Linked DNA regions of Mus musculus: region 2 is linked to region 1. A link is a contact called in ENCODE Hi-C or POLR2A ChIA-PET data. All regions are on one chromosome and are shown on one strand. Each heading gives the region's core, a stretch centred on a gene start or an enhancer-like site at or near the end of the contact. The rest is flanking DNA. Distances are from core to core; before and after follow the strand shown. Region 1 holds the start of Syne3 (spectrin repeat containing, nuclear envelope family member 3). Region 2 holds the start of Ankrd9 (ankyrin repeat domain 9).

Region 1 (6,304 bases), core at 444-2,943:
GACAGACAGAGACAGAGAGAGAGAGGCAGGCAGACAAAAAAAAAAAAAAAAGGAGACCTCTGAACTGTAGTTCCTTCTAGATTGCCAATTCCAATGCAACCACACCTTTTCCAGTCCTGCCCATCTCTCAGTCCCCCTACCCAGGGCAGTGCCTGGCACACAGGACACCTTCAGAGAGAATGAAAGAGCCAGCTTCCCCTGTTAGAACAGAGCTTCACTCATCGTGTGGAGACAGACTTGCACGGCTTCCTTGCTACGCAGCTCACTCACGGAAGCACAAGCAAATGAGAGAGAGAGAGAGAGAGAGAGAGAGAGAGAGAGAGGCTGATCCAGGAGAGAGAGGCAGGCTGAGCCAGGGTCAGTGCGAGGAGATTCTGTGGGGAGAGGACTTTGCTCAGGAAGAGGTCAGTAAGGAAGAAGAACAGTGGCGGTGGCTGGGAAAGGCTCATACACGGAGTGGGAGAACACATGCAAAGGCATGAATTACCTTCCCGGTCGCTTGTCTCCAGCACGGAGGAAACAAGGAAGACTCTCCAGCCCACACATCCACAGGGACAGGAATTATTAAGCACAGGGTTCCAGACAGGCAGGGTTGGCCCCAGGATAAGAAAGCTTCCACCTGCCTAGCAAAGAGAGGAACAGGGCCTTGGAGACTTCTAGAACATGGAAGTCCGAAGGGGACACCCATCCCTAGTCAGAACCGCAGGGCTAACCTGGGGTAATGTCCACCATCTGGGTGATCACTGGTCCTGGTTAGCTGGGCACTTTTTTAGTACTAAGCTCAGATGAATATTCTGTCTGAGGCGAATTGAGAACAGCTGACCAACCACTTCCACCTTCCTCTCCCCTCCCGAGGTCTGCCCGTCCCCTCCTCTCTCAGCCACTCGCAGAGTCCTGCAGCCTGCGGTATGCTCTCAGAGGCAGCCAGAAACCAAGCAGCTTGTCCTGGGGACCACAAGGGATGCCTTCACTAGGGACCAATGCCTGGGTGTCCCCATCTCTAGCAGATGCACAAGACCCTGGCTTAGTTCATCCTGCTTCTAAAGACAGCTGCCTCTGATCAGGCATTGCCTCCTGCGAGCTCCCCGAGGCCTCCTCCCAAGCCTGATTTGACTTTCAGAGTGACGCTGCCCAGCAAACACCCAATCAACTGAGGAGGCAGCATCCCTGAGGACACACCCACCTCCACAACACAGAGAAAACCAAAGCTAGCAGAGCATGCTGCCCATGCCTGAAATCCCAGCACTTGGGAGGCTGAGGCAGGAGGATTGCCACAAGTTCAAGACCAGCCTAGGTTAAAAAGCCATTATCAAGTCAGGGCTACACAAGACTTAAAAACTTAGAAACAAATAAAACAACACATAAAAAATTAATAATCACCATACTATAAAGTGAAATTTGATGCTGAATTTTAAAATACAAAACACCAAGGTTAAATCTTGCCAGAGATTTATCTCCAGTGTTCGCTTCACAGCACCTGGAAGACAACATTCTTCCAAATGGACATTCCACAATCCTGGTTTTAGAACCTTCTGGAACCTTCCTCACCTGTCCAGAAGAAACTCAGAAAAACATGATCCTTCCCAAATGTTTGTCTGTAGGCTGGAGTCTCTAAATTGGAACTCTATGTGAAGATACGCCCTCAGTCTGGAGCCACGCCTAGCTGTGGGACCCCTCAACAATGCTGGTCCTCCAAGACTGCCAGGCACAGCAGGAAGGAGATATGAGAGCCCTCACCCCAGGGTAAAGGCGATGATTAAATTAATCCCTGTCAGCAAGCTCCCAGATCAACGGGATGTAATCTCCCGCAGGGCCCTGCAAGGGCATTGTTCGGAAAGAGCTGGGTATTTGCTGAGCAAATGAGCAAATAAGTTATCTAACCCTAGCTCCCAGTCAATCAGCAGTCACAGCACTGAGACCTGCTTCAGACCATTGTGGCTGGACTCAAACTCATGGCGATGCTCCTATCTCAGCCTTCCAACACACAGGGACTACAGGTATGAACCATGTTCAGTCCTGGGAACCCACAGGGTTCTACCCTGCAGCTCAGGGCTCCTGAATGACCAGTTTACTGTGTTTCGGGAAAGTACCAGGCCCCTGTGGGCACTGAAGTCTTGTAATATCGTCACCAAATTTACAGGACAATAATGGCTCCAGGGAAAGATCTTGACGACCAGATAGAGCATCTCAGAATGCTTTGGGGAAGAGGCAAACACATCATGTTGAAAGAATTCTCCACGCCAATCCCAAGGGCTGACGTAAAGCCTCCTGGGAAACTCCTTTGTTAACCCTCAACCACTCCAGTGTAGCCTAGCTCCCTGGAGTGTCCTGGGTCCTCAGCACCTGAGGTGAGGTTTCCTTCAGGGTGTCGGCCCCACCCTTCAGCCACGTGTACACAGGACATGCCCGGACCTGCACGTGCTCAGTCTCCCCAGCATGGGGCAGGGTTGCCAGGGGCCCTGCAAGCCTGCCTCAAAGCCATGAAAGAAGCCGGAGCCGACCACAAAAAGTGCAGATGGTTGCTTCATTCACTCCTGACTTACATTTATATTAAAGGGAAACTTTGTATCTTTCCCTCAAATGAGGAAACAGGATCAATGGTGAGTCTATTACACATCCTAAGAAATTAGCCCGCTGGACAGACACACACCCAAGAACTTCTTCTGTTTGCACAGAAGTCTTCACCTTGATAGAGAGTGAAGGAAGTAACAGAAAGAGGACACATTAGTGCCACCCAGAAGTGTCCCCAACTGTCCCAGGCCAACCCAGGGCTCTCAACTATCCCTGCCCATCAGGATTGCCTAAGAGTTTCCAGAAGAAACAACCTCACTTCCAGAGACTTCTAATTCTACTGGCAACGCAAGTGACCATGAAAACATCCTATAAACAGAATTGTTCAAAGAACCAGAAAGGGCCAGGGATGTAGGTCAGGGAGCAGAGAGAGTTCTTGGGTAGCACACACACAGCCCGGGGCTCAATTGCCAGCACCACCTATACCAAATGTGGTGGCGGCACACGCCTGTAATCCCAGCACTTTGGAGGTGGAGGCAGGAGGAGCAAGGAAGTCAAGGTTGTCCCTGTCTACGCTCTGATGCCTTGAGCTTGTAATACCCCTGTTCTGAGTTCTACATCCAGAACCAGGAAGATCAAGGCTGGAAACCAGACAGCAGGTCAGGATGTGATGTGCTGGGTCCCACTGTAGAGACCTTGACACTCCCCACACCCAGGTCTATTCCATAAGAGAAAAAGACAGCTGTGATTAAGGAATGTAGCCTGCATCCTGTCACCTGAGCTGAGGGCAGAGTCACCTGCAGCTGTGCCAGCTCAACTCTCTGCAGGTGCAGTGGGTGGAGGAGGCAAAAATGCTCAGCTACCTGCGGCCTTTCCTTCAGGCTTGGGAGCACCCTCCTCCAGATTTGGGAGCACCCAGGAAAATGGGGAGAGGTGCCCTGAGAGGATGGATGTTCAGGGGTCAGGGAAGGTGTGGCCAGCCCCCCAGGACAGGTGAGTTAGCCCCGTAGGAGACAGCCAAGATATACTGCAGGTGAGAGAACCAGGATTCCCACCAGATCTGTCAGATTGTACCTCAGGCCCAGGAGGAGGAGAAAGAAACTGATTAAATAGAAAGCAGAGCCGACCTTTGCATAGAAAGAGAGATGATGTAAGAAGTACTTTGCTCTGTGGGGTAACCAAACAACCTGATGACTCCTGGCCTCTTGGGGTGGGGGTGGGGGTTCATGACACAGACCCAGCCAGATGACTCTGCAGGTAAGGGGGCCTACTACCAAGCCTGACAAACCTGAGTTCCATTCTCTCAGACCCACATGGTAGAAGGAGAGAACAGGTTTTCCAGGCAGTGCACGAAGTCATCCCTGATACACTGTCCCCCCCCAACCCACTGAGCTTCCCTGACTCCAGGCTACCACCCCCTGGGGTGGCCGATGTTTATGGCACCTTCTTACCCACCAAACTGTTTCCACAGAGCAGGGATGTGTCCCTGGCATCTTGCTACCCATTCCAGCTCAGTCAAGGTCAAGTACATCGAAGGAATGCAGTAGTCCAGGGTATGTGGGTTACAGGGCGGAAGAGCCCAGATCCCAGCCACAAACACGTGTCTCTCTGGCTTCCAGACCACAGCCAGCTCCTGCTAGGAGCTTCATGACTAATCTTGCCACTTCCTGTGGGTGACAAACACAGGAACTGAGGGCCATCCTCAGTCCTCGTCACTAAAGCCAAGAACTCACCCAGGGATAGTCAGCCTGGACACCTGGGTGATCTTACACAGAGAAGCGGGAATAAGGGAGGCCTCCAGAAAGAACTTTAATATATATATATCCATTCCTTAAAATCAGCTCCAAGCAACGTTGAGCTTGAAGTCCATAAATAGGCAAGCAAATTACACGATCAGGCTGGCTGATCAGTGCTGGGTGAACAACCGACCATTTAACCTGGCAACCCCAACTGACTCACGGGCTACCTACAAACCTCCAGCCTGTGGTCGGCAAGTCTCAATAGCTAACGAACAGGATGCAAATGGAGGGGGAAATAGCCAGGGAACAGGCATGGTGCTCCGGTGTAGGGCCCTAGCTCTGGGGGACCGGTGACATTGCTGGGCCCATGCATGGTCTTGGGGACTTCCCCTGAGAAATGGCTTGGCACAGGGGAGGCCCTGGAGTTTCACAGGATCTGCCTAGCTGGAAGGCTGAAGTCTAGGTGGGTTTGCTCTCCGTTTTCATAATCAAGTTGTGGAGTCTGGATCCAAGCACCTGAATTCAACTCCTAGCTGCACTGGCACCTGAAGATGATAAGGGTGGGTTATTTAACACTCTTCCAAAAAGAGTGATGTCAGCTCGTCTCTCTGAATAGCTGTGGGCCGAACAGGGGATGTAAAGAACACTATGCACAATCAATGCTGGCCCCAGCAAGTAAGTGCCCAGAAGAGGCTGGCTGTCATGGTGGACTGGACAGAGAATCTCCTATGTCGCTCACTCACTCCATCACCGTCCTCGTGAATCATTCCATAGACACATTCAGCCCTCCACATCCACAGCGCCTTCAGCCAAGGATGCAACCAGACAGAGAGAAAATACTAGCAGAACAAATGTTGCATCTGTCCTGAGCGGACTTGGCTTTCATTTTCCTAAGTAACACTGCCTAGCAACTATTCACATGGCATTTACCTTGGGCTGGGATTGTAAGCGACCCAGAGAGGATTTCAAGTGCACGAGAGCCGGTGTGATGGCTCATGCTATAATCCCAGGCCTTGGAAGAGTGAGGCAGGAGAATCACAGTGAGTTTCAGGTCAGCCTGAGCTATACAGTAAGAGCTGGGGCTAGTGGTGCTCATCTGTAATTATAAGCATGTGAAGGTTGAGGCAGGAGGATTTCAAGTTCCAGACAGGCTTGGATTATACAGACAGACCTTGTCTAAGAACAATCAGAAGCACACTATAAAGAAAGGGTGTACGTGTCGAGTGTGTGTAGCACGTATAAGTTACAAAAAGACCGGTTTTATATCAGGGTCTGTGTGTCACTGTTTTGGTGTCTAAGATAGCTAATCTTCATTATCCACATGACTGTTTATGGCATCACCATGGCAATGAACCACTGAGTGTGGCTAGGAAGGTGTTTCCAGAAAGGTTTACTTGAAGAGGGAAGACCCACCTTGAAGATGGGTAGCAACACCCATGGGCTGGGGGTCCTGGGTTGAATTAAAAGGAGAAAGGGAGGAAGGAAGCCATGCAAGCCACACTGTCCCTGTCAGTAACAGACTGTGCCCCCAACCGCAAGCCAGGATAAACTGTCTCTTCCTGGCATCGCTTTCCAGCAGGTGCTCTGTCGCAACTCAGCCAATACCTTCAGGATTCGGAGAACCAGCCCTCTGGGAGACACCAGAGGGAAACTATACAGTGTAGCAAAGCTTGTAGTTGTCTGCCCTGCCCTGGGTCACTCAAGTTCTGTAGAGGAGGCAGACAATAGGCACAGCTGCAGACCCGGGGCTCATGTTTCAGACAGTGCTGGGTTGACAGTGGCCCAGACATAAGAACATCCCCTGCTGGCCAGTGCTGAGAGGTGCTCCTAGAAAGATCTCTCAGTGGCTGGGACCAGGAGCGGAGATCCAAATGGAAAGGCTGGGGTGGGGGGTTGAGGTCCCAGCAAAGAAGAGGAATTGGGAATGTTCTACCAGTGAGGCCAATGTGTCGTCGTCAAGGTCCCAGTGTTGGTTCTCAGAGCCTTGACTGACAAGAGTCACGAGAGATAAGGACAGGTGTCCCACTTGTCTTGGATCTTTCCCTCCAGAGCTC
Region 2 (6,358 bases), core at 1,613-4,112, 6.0 Mb after region 1:
GACAGCACAGGAGGGGGCCACTCAAAACCACACAAGCTTGTCCCCTTGGCCTCAGCACATTCTGTCCTCTTGCTTGGTCATTAGAGTCCCCACCCTCTGTTCCTGTTCCTCTCCTGCTTGGCTCAGCTGTCACCTTCCCCGGGACTCTAGGTCCTCACCCTTATCCTTGGCTGAGCAGCGAGTTCGCACACTTGAGCAACTTGGCAGCCCTACCCCAAATACATGCAACAGACCAGGCAGATCCCTCTGTACAGTCAACGATCCATATATGTAAAGTGCCAAGTACAATGCTCTCAAAAAAATACTTCTGTCCCCATATACTGTGTCAGGGTCCCCTGAGTCTAGCCCTTGCCCGTGAGGTCCAAGGGCTGCAAAAACGATGGCAGAGGCAGTTCATCTAAGGCCTCCGGGAAGCGGCCAGGTGAGATAGTGGTGACCAACACCTGCATGGCACGGACAAAGAGGGAGGGTGGCGCCAGCCCTGCCAGCCACTGGAACTTGTCCTCACCCAACAACCGCTGCCAGCGTAGCTGGTCTCCTAGCAGTTCACATCGAGCTGGACCTACGACGCCCCCCGGGGTGTACAGTACTAGCAGGTCAAGCAGCAGCAGGCGGCGCTGACACACCTCCTCAGACGAAGTGGTGTTGGCGGTGGCAGCATTGACCGTGGCAGAAGCTGCCTCAGCCTTAGTGGGGGCTGAGCTGGCGTCCTGGTTCAGCTGGCGCAACAGCAGCTCCAATGGTGTAAAGCCACTGCCATCTCGAAGGCCTGGAGAAGCTCCGTGGCCAAGCAGCAGAAAGAGGCACTCGGGGCGTGCGAGCTCACAGGCCACATGCAGCGACGTGCCACCGCCCTCCACGCGGCTGCAGCCACGGCGGTCGAGGAGGCGCACGCGCTCTTCCACTGGGAAGTCCTGCACCGTTCGCAGGATGCGCCGCAGGATGCCCACGCGGTTGTAGCGCACCGCCAGCGCCACGTGAGGCCCAGGCGCGGTGCAGCAGCGGAAGCCCGCGCTAGGTGGGGCGAGTGCACACCGCGGGAAGGTAGCTAGCAGGTAGTGTGCATAGGCTTGGTGGTCGTGCACAAGCGCATAGAGCAGAGCCTCCGAAGGCGAATAGGCCGCAGCGCGCCCCCGCTCATCACAGTGGAAGGCTTCGCTGGCACGTATGTCCTCGAGTAGCCAAACTGGCAGCTGATCTCGCACTGCCAGGTAGAAGGCGAAGGATGACTTCCGGCACTGCTTCTGCACCCGCAAGCGAGCTGCGCCGGGACCCTCGGGCCCTCCGTTGGCGCTGCGTCCAGGCCTGGTGTCCCACGGCATGCTGGCCTCCGGGAGTCTCAAAGCATGGGTCACACCACCCCAGACCAACCTGTGAGACGAAGTAGGGTCGAATGAATCGGGTCTGCCAGTCACTGCCCCCAGCTCTATTCTCTCCTGGACCCAGAACCATTCTTGAATTTCTGCACCTGCACTTCCTCTCTTGCCTGTGCTAGAGAAGGCTGGATCTGCTGGAGCCTTCCGTGTGCCAACCCTCTGCAGCCCTGGAACCTTCAAAAAGCGCTCCTTTCACACCTGAGCCAGGTCCTTCCAACTGCAAATAAAGAGGAACCCATGGGACATCGCAGAAGACTCAGGCTCACAGCACAAGTTGAGCCCAAATCACCCTCACACCCCCAAATCCAGCCCCAACTCTACTTCTACCCTGACCCCAAGAGACTACTCAAACTTCTTTCCAGGAGGGTCGTGGAGATTATTCACTTAGACCTACCTGGTTCCTGCAGGCGGCCCTGGGTTCTGTAGATGCAGGTATTCACTCTAACACACCAAACCTCATCAACAAGAAAGTGGTGGCCCAGGGCTGGCAGTGCGCCCGCCCGCAGCCAGAGTTGGAAAGTGGCTCTGGCTCTTTTATCCACAAACAATTTTCCTGCCCATCAGGAAGGAGCTCCTGGGAGGAGGGAAAAGGTGAAGTCAGTGGGGGGATTGGAGCATACACCACCTGCAGTCCTCTCGAGGTCCATCCACATGAGGCCGATACTGCCATCTCACTTTTCAACGGGGGACAAGCTAGTCCAAGGTCAGTCACCAAGTCAGGCTGAGCCAGGACAAGAGCCTAGGTCTCCTGCGTTCTGTTTGAGGGCCGTTCCATACACTGCAGACCCCAGTTTAAAAACCCTACCTCCACCTTGGGTCCCAAGCCTCAAACCTGAGCCCTGGCCATTCACCCTTGGTCTCCCTGCCCAAGAGCCCTACTGCCTCCAGCAAGGGTAAGCTCTAGGTTACAAGGGACCTGGGACAGCCAGAGGGCCTCGTCCACAGTGTCATGACCATTAACTGGGTTACAGAGGTGAGCACTATAGAGTGGGCTGCGGCAGACGCCCCTCTGAGGGGATTGGCATGACTGCAGCTCCTCCCGGAACCTGGGCCCCCTGCGCCCCAGATGCACTGTGTGGGCACGCGTGGGGTGCCGGGCGGGTTACGTAAAGTTCGGCCGCCCCACGTCACTGGGCAGAGTCACGGCCGCGGCTCTGTGACTGGAGCTTGGGCCGCCGGCCAGATCCTCCCTGACCCCTCCCGGGGCGCGCCCGAGTGTCTGCGGGCCGGTGGCCAGGATCAGGGGCTGCACCTGCGCACCGGGGCGCTCGGGGCAGGCGACTCACCAAGCCGCGCGACCCTGTCCCTGCGGCGGGCCGGAGCGCGCGCCGTCCATGCACGGGCGAGCAGACAGAGATCCCACGACGCCGGGAGCGGAGGCAGCGCCCGCTGCACTCTGAGCCGCCGCGACACCGTCTCCCGATGCCGGTGCTGGTGCCGCCGAGGGGAGGGCGGCGGGCGGCGCAGTGCGGCCGGGGCCGGGCAGGACCGCGGGACGGGCCGCCGCCGCCATTGGCTCACGCCGCCGGCCCCCGCCGCTACCCATTGGTCGTCGCGCTGCACCATTGTTGCGTCACGGGCCAGGGGGCGGGACTCTCAGAGGGACCCGCGGAAAACTTCGGAGAAACTTGAGGGCCCCGAGGTGGCGGGGTGGGGAGGGGTGGTGAGAGATGCCGGGCACCGGGCAGAGCTTGGAGGGCGGGACGTGATGGAGGCGGGGCGAGTCCCGGCAGGCTCCTGGAGCTGGATCTGTGCGGTCCTAGACTGCACACAAGAATAGGCTCCCTGGCTTGCGCTTGCGGCTGCTGCAAGAGTCCTGCTCTGGGCTTCCCTTGCTCTGACCCTCACTGACCTTGGGGAAACATCCAGCTGTTACCCCATCTGCGTGTGGGAAGGCCTAGAATAGGACTGAGCCCTTAAACTATTGAACCTTGCTCTGCCCTGCCAACGCCCTGGCATGGCTAGCCTCGGCTCCAATCTCAAAAGAAAGGCATGGATGCATGCGTGTATAAGAGCTGTTTATAGTGCCTATTGTGTCGTCTTCTGGGCTAAACGCTTTCTTTCACTTTGACTTTACCACTAACACAGGAGAAAAGGGGGGGGGGCAGAATTATGATGCCTGCTATGAGGTAGATAGTTATTTAAGTCCAGTGTGAGTTGGCACATATCTTTAATCCCCGCACTCAGAAGGCAGAGGCAGGTGGATCTCTGAACTGAAGGCCAACCTGGTCTAGAAAGCAAGTTCCAAGACAGCCAGGACTACAGAGAAACCCTATCTCAAAACACACACACACAGAGAGATAGAGAGAGAGAGTCGGTTGTCCAAAGAAAGGTACACTTTGGGGCTGTTTTTCACTCAGGCAGAACTGGGAGCATGTTCTAGCCTTCCCATGGCTGACCCTAGAGCCTGAGGGAGCCCCTGACTTCATCAGGGGTGTGGGAGTGCCAAGTCCATTCCAAATGCACAGATGAAAGCTGCCACGCCTGGACCTTGGGACTCTCACCCCACCTTACCAGAGGCAAGGATCCCCCTGATGAAATAGTTCCAAACTCCATTCACAGGCACGGCCAGTTTCTTTTCCACAATGCCCTTAGAGGCTCAGTTAGGGCCAAGGGTTCCTGCAGCCTCCATCCAAGCCCTTCCTCCTGCCTCTGTCCAGCAGACAGCTAGCACCTTCAAAGCAACCTCCCCTCCCCTACCTCAGAGCAAATGTGTATACAGCCTTCAACCCTCTTGGCTCCTCTGTGCCAGCAGGGGCTAAGGGACTTTAAGCTGGAGTCTCTCTCACCTGGCTCCTTTGAGTAGACTTAAGCAGGCATACGTGTACACACACGCACATACACACGTGCACACATGGAGACTTCCTGTTATTCTTCACCTGTATTAGTCAGGGTTCTCTAGAATCACAGAATTTATGCAATGTCTCTATATATTAAGGGAATTTATTATAATGACTTAGTCTGTAGTCCAACTAACCCAACAATGGGCAGCTGTGAATGGGAAGTCCAAGAATCTACGCGGTGTTCAACCTCACTGGGCTAGTTGTTTCAGCTAGTTGAAGGGGAAACTTAAGTGGTCTTTGGAAAGTCATTGTGTCAGATGGTGTTTTGCTGGGGCAAACACGTGAAGGAGTGTTTTCCTGAAATGGGCACAGATGAAAGACTAAGGCAGACTGGTGAAGGAACGTTTCACTGAAGTAGACACAGGAGAGAGGATATTCTGCTAAATCAGGCCCATGAAAGGACATGTGATTAAAAGAAAGAAAGGAAACGTGATGAAGGATTCTTAGCTAACGAAATGCATGTAATTCTGCCTTATATTGTGTAGTTGAGCTGCGTTTGTCAGGACTCCATAGAGAGAACCACACACACACACACACACACACACACACGACCTTGTGATGTGCTGCAGTTTCTTGCTGCTTCCACAGACTCGGGCTGATTTGCAGAGTGATATTTTGCCCATGGTGAACATGTGATGCCTGGAGAGAGTATAAAAAGGACAGCGATGGAGGCCGAGCTTGGCTTGCCTATAGAGCTAGCTGTGCAACGCTTATGGGTCTCGAGTCTTTGCTGATCTTCGCTTCTCTGATAGACAGACAGACAGACAGAGCAGAGAACTAGCTTCTTCCAGAATTCCTTCTGGTCCCTCCTGCTGACTTGAGCAGAGGCTGAGGCCTGGCTGTGTCTGCTAGGTTGTGCCGCTGCTACTGATTCATGTTTGCCATCCCGATTCTTCCGAACTAAATTGCTGGTGTGTCCTCAAGTGTTTGCAAGTGGATCAAACGGCCACTGCTAACCTGTGAGCTGAACTGATTTCCAGACAACACAGATGGAACCAGAGATTCTTTGCTCCAAAGAACCTTTCTAAACAGGTCCACTTCCCCCATATCCTTTCTTTTTCACTACCTCTGGTGGGTGGTGGGCTAACAGCCATCCTTAAAAATAAGGTTTGAAAAAAAAATGAAAGTTCCAGCTGGTCTTCTATATAAGCTGGAATCCTGAAGAAGCAGGTTCCAACAGATGAGCTGGTAAGTAAGTGCGGGCAGGCGAGGAAGAGCGAGCCTTCCTTCTTTCAGCTTCCTTACGTAGGCCTCCAGCAAAAGATTGTTTCACCACGCCTAGATCTGGAACTTGCTTTGTCCCAGGCTGACCTTGAATTCAGAGATCTGCCCGCCTCAGTCTCCTGGGATTAAAGGCCCGTACTACCTTGCCTGTATCTAAGCTTTTCATAGCCACTATGCCTCAAGATCTCCATGTCAAGAGCCAGGTCAGAAGTCTGTGTCTTCCGGCCTCAGGATCTGAATCATCACAAGTGTGCCCTTTGCTTCCAGGTTGTAATTCACTCCAGATGTAGTCAAGGTGACAACCAGGAATAGCTGTCACAGGACCCTAGGCCAGCTAAGCAGTCCCAAGAGATAAACAAAGCTTTCAAGTCCAGAGAGGAGACCGACAGCCCAGGGCATGCAGGCATGTTTGTAACCTAGCCTATAAAACATGTTTATACCAGTCTGCCAGCTGTGACCCCAGCACCCCTACACCATGCCAAGGCAGCTTTACCTTGTAAACTAAACCTAGCTCCTAGGAGATCCATGGCAAGTCACGTTCAGGAGGAAGAGGGTTGAACACTAGGCTAGGGCTGGAGAGGTGGCTTAGCGGTTAAGAGCACTGACTGCTCTTCCAGAGGTCCTGAGTTCAATTCCCAGCAACCACATGGTAATGGGATCCAACACCCTCTTCTGGTGTGTCTGAAGACAGCTATAGTGTACTCATATACATAAAATAAATCTTAAAAAAAAAATCCACTAAGCCAGCTAGGCATCCAAGCCCTACCTTTACCCGGCCTCAGCTTTCAACAAGTCTCTGGTTTCTTCAAGTTATTGTCTTCTGGATGTCTACTAATGGTGGAAAGTGTGCCAAATCGAATGGCCTTTGGGAGCCCCCAGGCCCTCCTCCTCTTCCTCCTCTTCCTCCTCTTCCTC

What was found. Hi-C counts contacts between places; a loop is a spot of excess contacts on that map. ChIA-PET counts read pairs that join two places held with the same protein, here RNA polymerase II (POLR2A).
Region 2: a loop to region 1 is called in a map of T-helper 17 cell, with 6 times the contacts of the local background. The contact joins the promoter of Ankrd9 here to the promoter of Syne3 in region 1. A Hi-C loop is called at or near these places in 1 of 37 maps with a recorded cell type or tissue (T-helper 17 cell). POLR2A ChIA-PET finds 5 or more read pairs at or near these places in 1 of 5 experiments (Patski).

The regions. Positions count from the first base shown.
Region 1 is chr12:104,996,984-105,003,287 of GRCm38, forward strand. Syne3 (spectrin repeat containing, nuclear envelope family member 3) reads right to left here and starts at 1,694. Exons shown (of 19, transcript NM_001042699.2): 1 at 1,549-1,694; 2 at 488-619.
Region 2 is chr12:110,976,178-110,982,535 of GRCm38, forward strand. It overlaps Ankrd9 (ankyrin repeat domain 9), which reads right to left and starts at 2,863. Exons shown (of 3, transcript NM_175207.5): 1 at 2,663-2,863; 2 at 1,771-1,950; 3 at 243-1,371. The coding sequence starts at 1,322. The coding sequence ends at 342.